Regions from separate parts of the Mus musculus genome. Here region 2 is linked to region 1. Evidence: chromatin contacts called from ENCODE POLR2A ChIA-PET data. All regions are on one chromosome and are shown on one strand. The core of a region is the stretch at or near the end of the contact, and the rest is flanking DNA. Distances in the headings are between cores, read along the strand shown. Region 1 holds the start of Dnaic2 (dynein, axonemal, intermediate chain 2). Region 2 holds the start of Gprc5c (G protein-coupled receptor, family C, group 5, member C).

Evidence for each region. ChIA-PET counts read pairs that join two places held with the same protein, here RNA polymerase II (POLR2A).
Region 2: POLR2A ChIA-PET joins it to region 1 with 22 read pairs in Patski. The contact joins the promoter of Gprc5c here to the promoter of Dnaic2 in region 1. POLR2A ChIA-PET finds 5 or more read pairs at or near these places in 2 of 5 experiments (Patski and embryonic stem cell).

Annotation. Positions count from the first base shown.
Region 1 is chr11:114,725,232-114,730,511 of GRCm38, reverse strand. It overlaps Dnaic2 (dynein, axonemal, intermediate chain 2), which reads right to left and starts at 3,093. Exons shown (of 13, transcript NM_001034878.3): 1 at 2,737-3,093.
Region 2 is chr11:114,848,438-114,853,717 of GRCm38, reverse strand. It overlaps Gprc5c (G protein-coupled receptor, family C, group 5, member C), which reads right to left and starts at 2,186. Exons shown (of 5, transcript NM_001110337.1): 1 at 1,832-2,186.

The DNA of each region.
Region 1 (5,280 bases), core at 1,844-4,343:
TACAGAAAGGGAAGAGAGGGAAGACAGCCAGTTGAACCCAAGTACGAGCTAGACACAGTGGTGTCTATAATCTCAGCATTGAAGAAGCAGAGGCAGGAGGATCACTGCAAGTTCTAGGCCGGCCTCATCCACAGAATGAGTGTCAGACTAATCAGAGCTACACGGTGAAACCTGAACTCAAAAAAAAATTTTTTTTAAACAGTCAATCAATCAATCAATAATCAATCAGTCAATCAAACCACGAGTAATGAAGGCAATGATTCCTGATACAAAGAGTCATGTGATCAATAGGAATAAACTTGCAGTCAATCAAACCACGAGTAATGAAGGCAGTGATTCCTGATGCAAAGAGTCATGTGATCAATGGGAATAAACTTGCAGGGCAGGCTTATGGTCAGCTGATCTCGGACAAACCACCAAGGGGTGCAGCAGGGAGGGAGGGACTCTTCAGCAGGTGGCGCTGGGATCACTGGGTATCCCAAGGCTCCATGGCCATAAGGAGTCTGAGCCATGGCTCCACCCACTGAGTCCTAAGGCTGAAGGGCTGAGAGCTGAGTGTATCCATCAAGAAGCAGGTGGGGGGGGGGGGAACAGCTGGAACAGCGGTGATTGAGAAGGGGGGAGGTGAGGTTAACTCCCCAGGCATCCATACATTGTTCCTTCAAGGCAGCATGACCTGCTAGGCATGGCTATTGATGCCTGTAATCCCAGGCCTTGGGAGGTAGAGGCAAAAAGACTGAGATAAGTTAAGGCTAGCTCCATCTACATAGTTTGAGACTAGATTGAGCTACAGAAGACCCTGTCTCAAAAATAACAAAAAACAAAACAAAAAACCAAAAACAATAAAAGCATGCTTCCAGCCATCCCCCAAGCCAACCCAAATCATACGTGTTTAGAAAGTCTCCCTTATGGTTGGGAGAGATGGCTCAGAGAGCAGAGGGGTTGGCAAAGAAGCAGTCTGCATAAGGGTGCCCCACCCCCACCCCCCCGTGTCTTCATTCTGTATGGACAGAATTGAGGCCTTGGAAGAAAGAATGTAAAGTCGATTAAGTTCTCTCTGTCTTCCACCACAGACCTGGCAGTTGGATGCAGGCAATTAGGGGCTGTCTCTCTCCATCTCCAATTGCTGTGGTACAGCTGGCTCCCAAGGACACAGGGACACTTAAGAGAATGAGAAAATTCCGGAAAGAAAAACACCAGCCTCCTCAGTCCCGCTCCGATTCTAACAGCTCTGCTTTCTTACTTGGTGTTTCCCGAGGCCAAGCCCTCGTGGAGAACGGAGGCATTGTCTTGTGTCTGGAGGCAGACAGAGGGGACATTTAAAGGCTAGCCTGGTGACAAGAAGACAGCATACTCAAAGCCCCAGAGCAGGCTCTTTTCTCACAAGCTAACAGGGTGCAAAGATAAATGGCTAGGTCAGCCAAGAGTGTCAGAGTGCTCTTTCTCCTCTTTTGGAAGACAAATGCTCCAGGGTGAGGCTTCCCCAAAGAGGGTCTGAGCAGGGTGTCTTCAAGGGGACATCAGGAGTATTGTTGCTTGGGAGTTTCAGGGGAACATTGCCCCCGTGGGAACCTTCCAGAAGCATGCAGTATCATAATCTCTCTCTCTCTCTCTCTCTCTCTCTCTCTCTCTCTTTCTCTTCCTCTTCCTCCTCCCTCTTACACACACACACACACACACACACACACACACACACACACAGAGCTAAATATGGACTCTTAGAACCTTACACATATCAGCCAGTGCTCTACCATTGAGCTACACCCAGCCCCACTGAGTCTCAAATCCAGGGTCACAAAGAACCGCTATACCCTGGTCCAAACACCAAAACATGTGATCATTTCCTGCACCCTAGCCCAACAGAAACAACAAGACTTGCCTCAGGCGAGGATAATGAGCAAAGTCGTTCCTAGAGAGAACCCCTTGTGGTTGAGCGGAAAGCATGGTACACAGCTGGGAGGAAGGGCCAGGAAATAGCAGGCAACAGAGGTGTCAGTATGGGAAGGGGGCCAGGAGGAGGGTCACCCTTTGTCCCTTGTGTGCCTGGAATTGTAGAGCCGTGCTTGAGTGAGGAATACAGATGGAAGGGCTCCTGTGTCTTTCCAATGTCTTTGTGAACCTTCTGGACAAGGTTAGGAAAATGGTCTCCTGACCCTAAATGTAGATGAAAGGCCAACTCCCAGATGGAGGGGCAAAAGAAAAGGTGCATTTACATACAGTACCTGTGCTCAGTCCACAAGACTCTTGTGATCTCCCATTTTACGCCCTCCATTTTATTTTTCTTAATTTCACTTTATTTTTAATCGTGTGTGTGTGTGTGTGTGTGTGTGTGTGTGTGTGTGTGTGTGTGTGTGTGTAAGTGCACACAAGTGCAGGTGGGGTGGAAGCCAGAAGTGCCAAATCCCCTGGAGTTGGAGTTTCAGGGGTTGTGAGTCACCTGATGTGGGTGCTGGAAATCAAACTCCCGGTTCTTTGCAAGAGCGCACTCACTCTTAGCAGCTGAGACAGTCCTCCAGCCCCCTCTCTTAGTCTTTGAGACAGGCTCTCACTCTGAGTCCACTGGCCTAGAGCGCACTGAGTAGTCTAGGTTGCTCTCTGACTCTTGGTAATCCTCCTGCATCAGTTTACAGGAGTGCAGGGTTTACCGGCCTATCCCTATCCCCCTCCCTACGTTTAACTGAAAGCTCTCTTCTTAACAACCCATCCTTCCTGGGCTTGAAATTTTGTTCCATTCACCTGAAAGCCAGAAAGAGGTCCCGCCCACTCCGGGTCACAGCCCGGGTCAGGGCCTGGTGGAGAAGTGCAGAAGGCAAGGTGCTTGGAGGCTGAGGAGGTCCTGGAGCTTGAAGAATATTCAGGGCAGCGAGGATTAATGCAGCAGAATGAGCTGATTCCAGCACCTGACAGTTCTCCGAGATTTCTTGCACTGTTGGTGATTATTACCCTCGAGAGCTTTTCCCTCTTTTTGCCAGGTCTTCTTTCGGGCTTGGACGTCCTCTAGGACGCCCGCCCCTTATCCTGGCTCACCTCCTGCCACACAGCCCAGGAGAAGCGCCCAAGACCAGTCCCAGCTCCAGCGCAGCTTAAACGGCTGGGAGCTGCGGAGTTTACCAGTTGCCTAGCAACCCTGGCCGGGCCGAGACGCCGGCAGTTCGGAAGGCGATCTGGAGCACGTGACTCTGGTCCCGCTAGTCGGAAGCACCCCCTTCTCTCCTTCCTTCTCTGGAGGAGGTCTGCGGAAGAGGTGGAGGAAAGTTAACCAAAGCTTTGCCAAAATGCCTACCCAAGTCTACAGTCTATACCCAGCAAAGTCCCTCCCCCACTCCCGTATCCCCCGAAAACGCAATCAAAGTGACCAGAGCGTGGGAAGCCCCGCACCTGGGTCAGTTCGGATCATGTCTGATTTGTCACTGCTACAATGTCCGGGTCTCTTCTGTTAACGTATCCCTTGCACCACCACCCTTCTGAATTCATCTCTGGAATGGAAATTCCTTGAGGGTCAGGCTCAATGCATGCAAGCATGGCTTAGCTATGCGGCTGGCACGTTGTAAATATGGTTTCATTGCATGAATGAATGAGCTAGCTGATGGACACATGAATGACACAAAGAGAGATGTGTTTCTCATGAGCTTGAGGCAAGGAAGTGAGAAAATGTGGGAGGGATTGATGGACAGGCTGAGTACAAGGCACTTTGTTGGGTAAGCCTGACAAGCAGAGTTCACATCCTAGAACCCACATAAAAATGGGGGAAAAAATGGATTCCACAAAGTTGTCCTCTGATCTGTGTCATGTAGCACACCCACAATCATCATCATCATCAATAATTTAAAAAGAATTAAAGAAGGGAGGTAGAGTCCTATATCTAGGACTGGTGAGATGGCTCAGTAGAGAAAGGGGCTTGCTACCACTTCTATGACCTAGGGTTGAGCCCCAGACACACATGGTGAAGGAGAGAACTGAATTCTCTAAGTTGTCCTCTGACCTCCATACTTGTGCTATGTAAGACACACACAAACACACACATACACAATATGATTTTTAAAAAAAGATTTATTTATTTATTTAGTACCGTGTTCTGTCAGCATGCCAGAAGAGGGTACCAAGATTCCATTACAGATGGTTGTGAGCCACCATGTGGTTGCTGGGAATTGACCTCAGGACCTCTGGAAGCACAGTCAGTGTATTTAACCTCTGAGCCATCTCTCCAGCCCACAATATAATTTTTTAAAGAGAAAGAAAACTACAGAACCGTATATACTTTCCCAGAGGTGTTCCTTAAGAGCATTTGGGACCCGAGGTTGGTTCTTTATTTATCATGGGATTTTAGCAAGGCACTCTCTCTGCCATCCCCTGTGAGGTTTGAATGAGATCACCCTCATAGCTCATATATTTGTATGCTTAGTTCCCAGATGGACAAGCTTTTTGGAAAAGATTAGAACCTTGTTGGAGAAGGTATGTCACTGGGAGTGGGCTTGGAGGCTTTAAAAGCTCACACCAGGCCCAGTCTCTCTCTCTCTCTCTCTCTCTCTCTCTCTCTCTCTCTCTCTCTCTCTCCTTTCCTGCTGCCTGTGGATCAGGATGTAGCCCTCAGCTACTTTTCCAGCATCATGTCTGTCCATGTACCACCATGTTTCCCTCCATGATGATAATGGACTAACCCTCTGAAACTATAAGCAAACCCCCCAGTTAAAAGCTTTCTTGTATAATATTTGCCTTGGTTGTGGCGTCTCTTCACAGCAATCGAATGGTGGTGTCTTAAGATAATCTTTCAGTATTGGGATTGACAGGGCCTTGCATCGGATAGGCTGGAGCTCTACCACTGAACTACATCCCAGCCTTACTTTCCATTTCTGAGACTTAACTTTCTCCATCTTCACGTTGAACAGTGGCAGTTCTTCAGGATAATGGGGGAGAACACGCAATCAGACACAGATGATAATCCAGCCCATTGTGAGCCCCCGCCAGCACTGTGCTTGTCCCTACAGGCTCCAGAGAATGAGGTGAATCCCAGGCCAGGCGTGGGCACTGGAAATTTGGATAGAATCAGGCAAAGAATGAGTCACCGAGATGTGGGATTTGGGGCTGGAACCGGGCCCTAGGAAATGGTTTTGAGATGCAGGGGGAGGAGTGGGGAGTGACTCCCAGAGTGGGGGTGGGGCACGGTGTGGACCAGAGTAACTCAGCAGGTCAATTAGTTCCAGGATGGAGCAATGTGGCTGGCTGGGGTTGCAAGCTAGGGGACTTTCTGATGACACATGGGTAGATAAAGCGAGGTATATG
Region 2 (5,280 bases), core at 937-3,436, 120 kb before region 1:
TCAAGGTCCAACATCCCCTCCCTCCTTCTCTCTGACTTCAGAGGGAGCAGAGAAGCCTGGGCAAGGCTGGGGGGCTGACGACCAGCCCTGGCCGGTTTTAAGCAGTTGCAGGTTAGGCAAAGTAGACCTTCCCCTTCCTACCTTTCTGAAAGAAGAACAACCCCTTCATCTCTCCATCTCCAATCAGCATCCAACACACACACACACACACACACACACACACACACACACACACTCACCACATCACCAAGGGAAAGAAGGCTATCTAGTAGGATCAAGGCTACAGAGTTTGACTCAAACCAAAGACCATGGCCACCTAGGGCCCCATTGGATGTAGGGACGGTTCAGCCAGGGGCACCACAGAGCATCCTTCTTCCTCCCTGGCTGCGTCCCCTCAGCAGCTGACCTGGAAAGCTGGGTGGACACTTGTCCAGCCTTCCCCCATCCTCTTATCCACCACTTCCTCCTTTCTGGACAAGTCAGTCCTATTGTCTCAGCCCTCTGGCCCTCTAAGCAGTAGGCTGGTCTACGAACCCGGTAAGAACGGACCTGGAGAGATGCTAAGGCACGGGAGGACCCACAGCCCGTTTACTGTCCTCCCTTTCACTGGACCAAAATACCCCAGCACGCCGAGTCTTAGATCTTCTAAGCAATCAAGGGTCTGCTCTCCGCTTGGAATGTGCCCCACCCCCATCGCCAGCAGCACTCCCTCCCAGCCACAGAACAGACCTTGTTGGGGGGATGGGGTTCTCCAGGAGCACAAAGCCACGCTTCTATATATTCTCGTGTCTGTACTTCAGAATCAAGATCGTGAAATCTTAAGGAATGATTTAGAACTTTGTAAGTGCAAACGTGTGGGCGCGAAGTAGAAACGGAAAGCGCTCTGGAAAAACCAGGGGTGAATAAGGGGTGGGACCCAGAACATAGGCCTCTACACGGAGAAGCGCCGTAGGCCTCTGAAATTCCAAACTTCCCGCGGAGAGATCCTGAGCCTTCACCTCCCTATTCCAACTGGACTGTGTCAACACTCTACGCCCCTGAAAGTTCGAACCGAAAGAGCAAAGGACCAGGCTCTCTGTCCCTAATCCCTCTGGTCACAGAAACCTGCCCTCCCCACGCACTGCCGCGAAATAAGGAAAGGAAGCCAACCTACAGTCACAGTCGACCGTAGCCTCCCACTACGAGAGTGGATAGAGGAACAGCTCTCCGACACTAAGATCCCTTGCGGAACACCCCCGGCCGCAGAACCTGGCTTCCCCGAGCCATTAAATCCCCAGCTGGCTCGGGTTTGGAAACTTTCTGCGAACTTGTAGAGTGGGTGCATCGTCACCCACCCCTTGGGTTTTCACCGGGGGCCTCGGCCCTCTCCCTTTCCCAGCCAGCTGGACCCAGCCCTTCCTGCGGGCCGATGGCTAGGGCGGAGCGCCGAGGCAGCAGCCCTTACCTGGGACGCGCAGCCAGCCCGCTCCGGCGCCGCGCTCAGAGCCAACTTCGGCCCCAGGCAGGGCGCCGGCGGGCGTAGGAGGGACTCAAAGCAGGGCGCGGGGCCAGAGCCCGTTCAGGCGGGGGGTGACCAGGCCTGAGCAAAGGTGCGGGGGCCTGCCTCCCAGGGACCCCCGACTGAGCACTGAGCTAAGCGCGCTCAGTGGCTCGCTCTCCCGCCCGCCTCCCCAGGCACAGTGCTCCCCTCTCTCGGCCAGGGTGGGCCGGGCTGCATCACCGTGACATCACCTCCATTCCCGGCGCTCCTCCGGGGCCAGCAGCGCTCCAGGTACGAGCAATCCTAATCCCCAGTAACAAAGCGCGCCCGGCCCTGCCCCCTCCGACTCACCTCCAGGCTCGGCCGACGCGCACTTTCGGGTTGGGAAAGGCGATCGGAGTTTCTGGCCAAACTGACTAGTGGGTTGTTGCTGTTTACTGCCACGCCCCCGCACGCGGGCGCGCGCGCACTTGCGCGTACTCACTTTCTGGATTCGCCTTTCTCTCCCGAAAGAGGTTCGGGGTGCAGCTCAGTACACCCCTAGGCTGCATCTCCCAGCGATCGCACGCACCCACAGACTCACGGTGGCCACCTTGGCGCGTCTACCCGTGACAGACACCCAACCTTTGTCACTTTCGTCCTGGCTTTCCCATGAGACACATGCCTGGCACAGTTCGCTGCTCCGGGCTGGAGCGAGGAACACACTAGGACACAAAGTCCGTCTTTGTCACGGCTCCGCGCCCCCTCCCCTAGCGAGCTTGCACACGTGGACACAGCGCACACGGAGCGTCCTCCTCTTTCGTGCGTGATCCTTCCCGAAGAGCCCAGTCTCCAAGATCACGAGGGAATGTCACGGCGCACGTCCCTAAATCTGTGGACTGAGTCCAGAACCCCTGCGGGCTGTTGGCCGGAGTCTTTGTCGGCCTGACTACCCCACGCCCGAGTTTCTTACAACGCGGGCTCCCCTCCCCGCGTCCCGGTTCCCTGTGGTGACCTGTCCTAATTAGCCTCTCAGTTTTGTTCCCGAGGTAGTGTTTAACAGGATCCCTGTGGTCTGTGCGCTCCTGGCCACGTTGTTGCTGACTCTAAGTCCAGCCTCTCCCGAAGTCTGAAGACCTTTCCACGAATTCAGATTCCCCTGAACCACACCCCCACTCCCTGCCCGGGCGGATCCACCCTTTCTCCTCCAGCCCCGGGAATCTGCTGAAAAGAAACCGCAGAAATAGGGAAGCGAATCCCAGCTGAGGCCTATCTGGCCCAGTAAACAAGAGATTTTTTTCTTTCCGGCCACTTTCTCTGGGGACCTGGGATCCCGCGGGAGTGAGTTGTGCTGTCTTTGGAGCACTGAGTGGGTCTGGTTGCATTGCGCTGTATCCCCGTAGGGGACAAGTCGCAAGAGCAAGGGAGAGGTTGTTGGGCCTGACAGGGGCCTTGGGGACTCTGGGGGAGGGCAGGGAGTCGGGTCTCAGGGTGCGGGTTCTCGCGACGCCGAGTTGCCTGGGGGATCGCCAGGAGCGCGGTCGGAGCCAGCCGGTGGCTGGGCAGGCTGCAGGGCGTGTTTGCTCAATCCTGGGCTCCCGCGAGGAGGGGGGGGGGGCGGGGGGGCGGGAGGGGGGAGGCAGCTGGTCACAGGCGAGGGGATAGCCAGGTGGAGGAGGTCAGGGAGCTAGTGACCCGTACCTCCCCGACTGGCTGTGTGTTTGAGTACCTCCATCTATGACAACCTGGAGTCTAAACTCAATGAATCACCCGGAGTTGCCGGAGCGATAAAACCTTCGGCCGGTTCCTCCTCACCGCTCTGTTCTTTTCTGACTCTAGGAGGAATGTTTATTTAAGGGGGGTGTGGGGGGGAGAAGCCTGTGGGGCCCAGACTTTCTAGAACCCTGAATCCTTTCCTGTGCCCTGTAGTTTCTGTCAGGTCTGGGGAATGTGGCAAAGCTCGAACTATTTCAGTGGGTGGCTGCTGTGGGGGTACCCGCTCCCATTCCTAAATCCACCTCCCAACCCAAGGTTAGAGATCTAAGGCTCAGGTGTCAAGGCTTGAATGGAGCAGGCAGTTAGTGCCCACGCTAGCTAGAAAGGCAAACAGACTGGTTAGACCTAAGTGAACGGTGAAAGTCTCCCTGGCCTCTGCCTGGTTTTCATTAACTAGGTGACCAATGCCTAACTCTGCTGAGGGCTTTTTGGCATCTGTGAAAAGCCAGCTTGGGGGGGGGGGGGGCTGGGGGGGTGAGTGTCAAGACCCTGCAAAGGATCTCAATTTTCTGTCTTCTCTTTTCCCTACAGTCTCCAAAACTATATGACTGGTTTGCCCTGCTTGGCTCACACCTGTAGCTCTAGCCCTTGGGGAGAAGAGGCAGGCTGGACTACATAAGATTCTGTCTCCAAACAAAACCACACTCTTAGCCCCTGCTTCCCACCGGGCAGGGTTATCTATCCGGCCTGGTCACACACTGAGAGTCACTTAAAAGGGACTGTCCCACTGGGGCTGAGCCCTGCCCTCAGCTAGCCTTGTGAGGCAGCTGGTCTTAGAAAGGAGGCCAGTATCTGAGAACTCTTAGCTCTTCCCTGTTCTCTAAGGCCCCCTTCTTGTAACAAAATCTGCCTTCAAAGGACAAAGCAAGTCCCTGGGGCAGATGGCTCCCACCTCTGCTTCTCCCAGATCCCTGCTCTGCTCTGCTTAGGTCTTTGGAGAAAGAGTTGGGGACCAACAGAGGAACGTTCTATGGACCTTCTCTGACTCCAGCCACAGGAACATCTATGATCCCTAGTGCCTCTCACCCTGATTGAACCCAACATTGCTCTAGCTGCTCTGTATACTTGAGTTCCCGCTGAAAGGCAGGCTGACACCATCTTTGCTCACTTGGCCCATCTTTGAGCTGCCAGAGCCCTCGTTCCTGGAGTCTTAGAAGTGCCACCCACTAGCTGTGTGACAGATCAAGTCATTCCACCCCTCTGAATCCCCTTTCTTTCCTCTTCTGGAAAATGAAAGTAATAACTCCCCCTCCCACCCCTCACGAAATACAACATGTCTAAAATGTTCCCCCCACCACCACCATTCAAATTTACAGGCTGGTCTGAGGCCAGACTCTTCTTCCCTGTGGGATGGTCGAGCCCTCTGAGCCGTAAGGCAGAGATAGTTGTGCTGGAACCCCACACTAGCTGAAGCTGCTTCCCCAGCAATCATCAGTTCCATTTCAGCATCACTAGGGAAGGCTTGCTGGCTGTGCTCGGCTGACCCCTGCTCTGTGCTGATGTTTCTGTCTTCAAGCTTTGTACCTTCTACCCCAAGTCTCTGTCTGAGCAAAAATTTCTTAAAACTCCACCCTGCCTCCGTGTCTCTGCCTCTCAGAAGCCTTCTTCATTTCCCCCAGATGGACGGTCTTAGGGTTTGTCTGTGTAACAACTCTGGCTGTCCTGCAGCTCACTCTTTAGAGTTCAAACTAGCCTTGAACTCAGAATTCCCCCTTCCCCCTGCCTCTGCCTCCTAAATGCTGGGATTAAAGACATGCACCACCACACCTGGCTCAGAAAGGACTAGTTTAAGAGGGCTCAAGAAAGCCAGGCCGAGGTGGTGCATGCCTTTAATCCCAGCACTTGGGAGGCAGAGGCAGGCAGGTTTCTGAGTTCGAGGCCAGCCTGGTCTACAGAGTGAGTTCCAGGACAGCCAGGGATACACAGAGAAACCCAGTCTTAAAAAAAAAAAAAAAAAAAAAAAAAAAAAAAAAAACCAGGGCTCAAGAGATGGTTCAGCATTTAAGAGCAGTCATTTACATGGTGGCTCACAATCATCCAGAGCT